Regions from separate parts of the Mus musculus genome. Here region 1 is linked to region 2. Evidence: chromatin loops called from intact Hi-C (ENCODE). Cell type or tissue: gastrocnemius. All regions are shown on one strand. Each heading gives the region's core, and the rest is flanking DNA. Links, peaks and the distances in the headings are about the cores only. Region 1 overlaps Rassf4 (Ras association (RalGDS/AF-6) domain family member 4). Region 2 has its middle 13 kb from the start of Zfp637.

Evidence for each region. A loop is a pair of places that touch in the nucleus more often than their neighbours do. Peaks named below come from ENCODE experiments on the same cell type or tissue, not always from the same donor. Only the 100,000 strongest peaks of a DNase experiment are listed, where the experiment ranks them.
Region 1: a loop joins it to region 2, with 2.2 times the contacts of the local background. A loop is called at or near these places in 17 of 42 quality-filtered maps.

Annotation. Positions count from the first base shown.
Region 1 is chr6:116,646,793-116,649,707 of GRCm38, forward strand. It overlaps Rassf4 (Ras association (RalGDS/AF-6) domain family member 4), which reads right to left. Exons shown (of 11, transcript NM_178045.4): 4 at 775-917. Among named protein-coding and RNA genes, the nearest start is that of Mir7043, 2.2 kb to the left of the region's middle. In gastrocnemius, for the core only: no CTCF peak of the experiment used is centred there; a DNase peak (open chromatin) is centred at 1,179; H3K4me3 peaks cover 319 bases; H3K27ac peaks cover 1,989 bases.
Region 2 is chr6:117,826,791-117,829,705 of GRCm38, forward strand. No RefSeq gene overlaps it. Among named protein-coding and RNA genes, the nearest start is that of Zfp637, 13 kb to the right of the region's middle. In gastrocnemius, for the core only: a CTCF peak has its summit at 1,699 (motif pointing left); a DNase peak (open chromatin) is centred at 1,695.

The sequences.
Region 1 (2,915 bases), core at 146-2,645, 1.2 Mb before region 2:
CATGCTGGAAACTGAACTAAGGTCAGAGCAGCTGCAACTTCTGATCCAACTCTCCAGCTCCTTCACATATATGTTTTTAAAACAGTGTTTCTGTATGTGAGCCTGACCTGGGTTCAAACTCAGAATTCCTCTGCCCTTCAGTTTACTGAGGGTTGTAATCTCAGGCAAACTTACATCACCATGCCCATCTTATCTGCATATTTGGCAAGGACAAAATTCTGAATGTGTGCCTCTGAAGAATCATTGCGCAAAGAAGCAAAACTCAGACTAACTGCCTTTGTCCTGATGGTAAAATAAATCGGATTTTAAATTCTGGTAAATTGATGCAAACAGAATCTGTCACTAATGTGAAGCAGTAGCGAAAATAAATTTGGATGAATCCCTAAAATTTCCTTTCAAGGAGATCCCAGTAGGCTGAGGACATAGCTCATTAGTATAGCACTTAGGCGTGGGTTCTGTCCCCAGCACCATAAAGCAGGTGTTGGGAGCATGAAATTATTCTCCTGGAGGAGGGGCAAAGGTCATATCATCCCAGGGAGGGCACCCTAAGTAAGGTTGTGTGTTGCAGTGGGTAAGGCCAGAAAGGACTGAGGTAACCACTGAACAGGAGAGGGGTTTGGTCTGCGCTCCATTCCTAAGCCCCATACAGCAGTGAAGCGTCTACCCCAAGGCTGGGGTACCCACTGGGACAGAGAACTCCACATATAATGTGGTGCACCATGATAATAGACATCACGGAGGTCCCTGGCTCCACTCTACCTGCCAGACACTCACTGGAGGTAGCTGAGCCTCTCAGGCACCCATGTGGCAGACGGCAGGTGCACTCGCTCCCGATCATCCTGCATCTGCAGCCGGATGGGTCGTCTGAGTCCCCAGGCAATGTTGAGGAGTCCTTCGATGATCAGAGTCCCTTCTTCCTGTGGGAGAAACACAGGTCAGTCATTTCAAAAATCCAGAAGCTTCCCTAAAGATGTCTGTCCTTCCTCTTTGTGACCTGCTCGGGAACACGATGCTCAGCCCCCCAACCCTCCCAGGGAAGAGCGAGCTGTGTGTGCATGCTTCAGTGCACGAGGGCAGGGACCAGCAGGAGGACACATGAGGTGTTCCTTCCGCTGCTAAGTCCAGGCCCGGCCAAAGGCAGGGCGGAGGCCAGCATGGAGCTGCTGAGTCAGGTGTCCCCTAGGACACCGCAAGTGTCTGGCAGGCACGTCTACACTGCCGGGAGGAAGCACGAGCGGGGGGAGGCATGCCTGGACACTTGTACTGGGCTAGGCTCCTTGACTCAAAGGGCACTGGGACAGAGAATCCCATAGCCACCAGGCTCTACTGGACATCCTACTGTCTGTGTTCCCTGCCTTGTTTTTCTCTCCACACATCCATCAGTGGCAATGCCAACTGCCTTTTTTTTCCCCTAATGGTGGATGCTGGTTTGCCTAACACTTCTGGGACATTTCCATGGTCTATCATGAGTATTTCATGCTATTTTCATACTGAACCTTCAGCCTTCTCCGACTTCCTTAGGTCTCCAAATGAAAGGACTGCTACTCAACCCACAGTATTCCACCCCACAGGCACCCTCCTGACTCTGGCTCAAACTTCTTCGGTCCTTGGTTCTTTGTCTCTGACGTATTTCCAGCCTCTCTCTCTTCATGGGACTCTCTAGGCTCCCTGTACTCTATGATTACTCCATGAGCAACTGTACTGTCCGGGACCTACCTGAAACCTCTGGCACCACTGAGAGACTCCAGCCTCACTCTCTCATGGCTCTCACCCTATATTTTATTTATTTACATATACGTCTTGGGCCAAGAACATTTAATATAAGAGTCCCACATGTACCCCTATTCTCCCCGTACCTCTTTTCTCTTCTCTTCTCTTTGGGTATTTATTCAGTGATGTTCTACATCCAGTTACCGCTTAAACCGTAACTAATCTCTTTTCATATCTATTTGCCACACAGTTCCCATCTTGGATGGTGGCATGGATAGGCCTACTAACCATGATTCATGATGGCTAACACGCACACTGAAGATGTTTGAGAACACAACGGATGATGGTGATGACGTGGGGTCTAATTAAGAGTTCAGCCAAGCTTCCTAATCCATGGAACAGGAAGCTAAGCAAAGCCTGCGATTAGGTCTCTGCTATGGAGTGATGCTAAGGCATGGTGGTGAAGGGTGTGCTAAGTGAGGTCTGAAGACTCACATACTTAATGGCTACTTAAACGTACAGCACAGGGGATTGCAGTGGGCCTGGTGCTGCCCCGTGGATCTCTAAGATTCATTCATCTGGAAGAACTGGGGTCCCTACTTCTCTTTCTTCCCTACCACTCTTGATAGCCATCTTCCTTCTTTCTGCCTCTATGCATTTGAGTTATTTTGGATTCCACACTACACTTAAGTGAAATCATGCCCCACCCACTGCCCCATGGAGTCTCCTCTCTCTTCATTGTCCTGGAAAGCCCCCGTGAAAACAGGGATGTCATGAGAACCTTCACGTGGGGATGGCCTCACCCCCACTCACAGTGTGGATCTCATGGTCGGCTAACAGTCATGCCTAGTTTCAAACACCTCACTGACCACAGAGAGAAGAGTCTAAGGCTATCAAAACCACACACAGCTTCCTGATACGGCCTCACAGTGTTTGCCTAAACAGTCAGGCAAAAGGCTGGAGTCCTGTGGAATCATTCAGGTGTAAGTTGGGAATTGTCACCTGACTTAAGCATTGTTCAGTATCTCCAATGTCCCCATGCCTTTACCCATGACTCTAATGCTACACTTGGAATGCATAGACACAAGACCAGCAGCTCACCATGCTGCAGGAGGCTAGTGTCTGTCCAGCCCTCATGTATCAGACCTGAACGTACTGTTCCCTCTGTAACTCCTCTTCCTCCCGCTTCTGAGGGTAGGTGAGCA
Region 2 (2,915 bases), core at 148-2,647:
GGGAAGGACAACAAGTGCAAATATCTGACAGCTCTAACACAAAGCTGTCCCAAAGAGGAGCAAGCAGATCCAAGTGCCATGTCACAAGACAGGAGTTGTGGCGCTCAGTAAAGTGACATCATTCATAGCCTCTCATTTCCAAACCATGCTCTCTAGGTGTGAGGCCAGAGACTTGAAAGATAATGACAGAAAGATCAAAAGATTGGTCTGTTCATTATCCCGTGCATAGATGTGACATGAGAAGCCAAGGGTGTCTTTATCTTTCTAACTTTGTATGTATGTCTATGTTTGTGTCTCATAGAAATGTCTGTCTATGTATCTGTGCAAGCCTCCATCTGTAAATAAATGCCTGTGTGCCATGTGTCCCTATGTCTCTGTGTGTCTCTGCACATCTCTATTTCTGTGTGCATCTCTGTCTCTTAAAGGTCACCTGCACGTACCGCCATCTCTTTATGGGCATCTGCGTACACCTCTCTGTGTGCCCATCTGCAGTGGTTTGAATAGGTTTGGTCCCCATAGGTTCGTGTGTTGAATGTGCTTGGCCATAGGGAGTGGCACTATTAGGAAGTGTGGCCTTATTGCGGGAGGTGTGGCCTTGTTGGAGGGAGTATGTCTCCATCTATGTGTTTGTATCTTGTGTATGCCCATGTGCTTCTGTCTGTGTGCATCTATGTTTCTCTGCTTGTATGAGTACAGCTCAGCCCGTTTGTATGCATCACCAATTTCACATCTGTCTCTCTGTGTATCTTTGTCTCTGGAAGTGTCTCCATTTCTGAGTTTCTGTGGGCGAGAGTGTCTCTGCGTCTCCATCTCTAATGTCTCTGTGGGAGCCCCTGTAGATGAGGAAGGAAGGAAGGACTGACAGGGAAGCCTGAGATAGGGGTCACACTATGGCCCAGCCTCTTCCCACAATTCCTTTGGACAGAGTATGGCAGGTCTGCTGCACACTCCCCAGCCCCATCATAAAGGTATAAAGACTGTCTAGGAGTGAGACACGGCAGACAGTTCCCAGAGGGATGTGCCATCAGTATCGCGGCAGATGTGCCATCACATGTCTCAGGATGGGGGTAGGGGGAAGCAGAGAAACCAGAGGACCCCTAGAGCAGTCCTCCCGCCATCAGCAAAGCATGCGGGCACAGCCCTAAGTTCAGCGTGACTGGGAAGCTGGGCACCCCAGAGGGTCTAGACAGTGCTGGAACTGGGGTGCATGCTATTCATCATGGGAGCCCTCAAGACCATCTTCCATGGAGGGTTAGAGGTGCCCATGCTGTCCTTGCCACAGAACATCTCTGCCCACGTCACCCCAGGGAGTCCCAGGGCCATTGACACCATTCTAGAACCTTTCCCAGCCCTCTGTGAAAGCCCAGAGGCTGCAAAACATGAGAAAAATAGGCAGAGCAACAGAAGCCTGAAAACACCAAGGCCCAGGAAGGAAGCAATCATCCCCGGGCACCAGGCAGGCGCTCTGTGGAACCTGGAAGTCCCCTGGCAGAATCCACCCAAAGAAGGGAATGGAAGACGTAGCCCTATGTCGGTTGACTACCACTCTCAGGCACTAAGAAAATGCTAATCTAGCTTTATAGTCTTTGCTCCAGGATGGAGTTAAAATCCAAACTCGAGGGCCTGGGATCCCACTCTTTTGCCTCATGAACACTGCAGGGGTAGGGCTGGTCTTGGGCGTGCCCGCAGCGCCCCCTGCTGCTGTAAGGGAGAAAGGCTTCTGGACTTGGGGAAAGATTTCAGCCTCCTGAACAGTTGCTAGGGAAGCCCCTAAGTGAAGCAAGAAAATCTCTAAGACACCTGGAAATTACACGCAGACTCGGACCTGAGCGCACAGAGAAGCCCAAGTACAGATCAGCCAGGTCAACTGTGGACACCAAGAGCGACCTGCGTCTCAGTCAGGAGATTACCTACACACAGTGTCAGAAGTTGGCTTTCTTGGGAGTTCCGGGAAGAGGCAAGCTTGTGAAGGGAGACCCAAAATGTTCTACTTGGGGTAGAACTACCTCTGAAGAGCGGAAGCAGGAGCAGCGGCTGAACCACACAACAGGAGACAAAGGGCATAATCGCCACCCAGCCTCAGTCTCGCCCAGCTACTTCAAAAAGCCACACCCTTTGTTAAATTTCAAATTATATATTTATTAACCATAAAATCAGCTGTGTGATAATTATGGTTATGGTCTTCACATCCCAAGAAATGCATTAGCTATTCCAAAACACAGATGAGGCTGCTATAAAACCTTTGGAATGACAGTCTAGGTTTTTTGCCTATTTCAGAAATAAAAACCATTGCTTGTTCTTACTTCAGTAAAAACAAATGAAGATAAAGCTAATTTAAGTCTTATTTAGGGATAAGGGAAGGGATAAGGGGTAAGGGGAAAAAATAAGGACAAAGAGAAGAGAAAGCAAGAGGGTCATTAGTATGCCCTTATAGAGTGACCGTATATTCCAGCATTATTACTACCATCACCATCAAATGTCAAATGCAAATTGGAAGAAATTTAGGGGACACAAGAACTGTATGAAATGTGAGACTCTAAGTTGAATCTCGGAACATAAAATCAACCACATTTTTAAAAAAAATAAAAACTAGTTAAACTTAAATAGCCAGAAACTTATGCTTAAATATTAGTCTGGTATGTTGTAACAATATCCTTTTTTTTTTTTTTTTTTTTTTTTTTTTAGGTTTTTCGAGACAGGGTTTCTTTGTATAGCCCTGGCTGTCCTAGAACTCACTCTGTAGACCAGGCTGGCCTCGAACTCAGAAATCCGTCTGCCTCTGCCTCCCAAGTGCTGGGATTAAAGGCATGTGCCACCACACCCAGCAACAATATCTTTTATGTTACAGTTCTTTAAGTGTTTACTATTAGAAGTTAAAGGCAGTGGGTATGGGGGACTTTTGGTATAGCATTGGA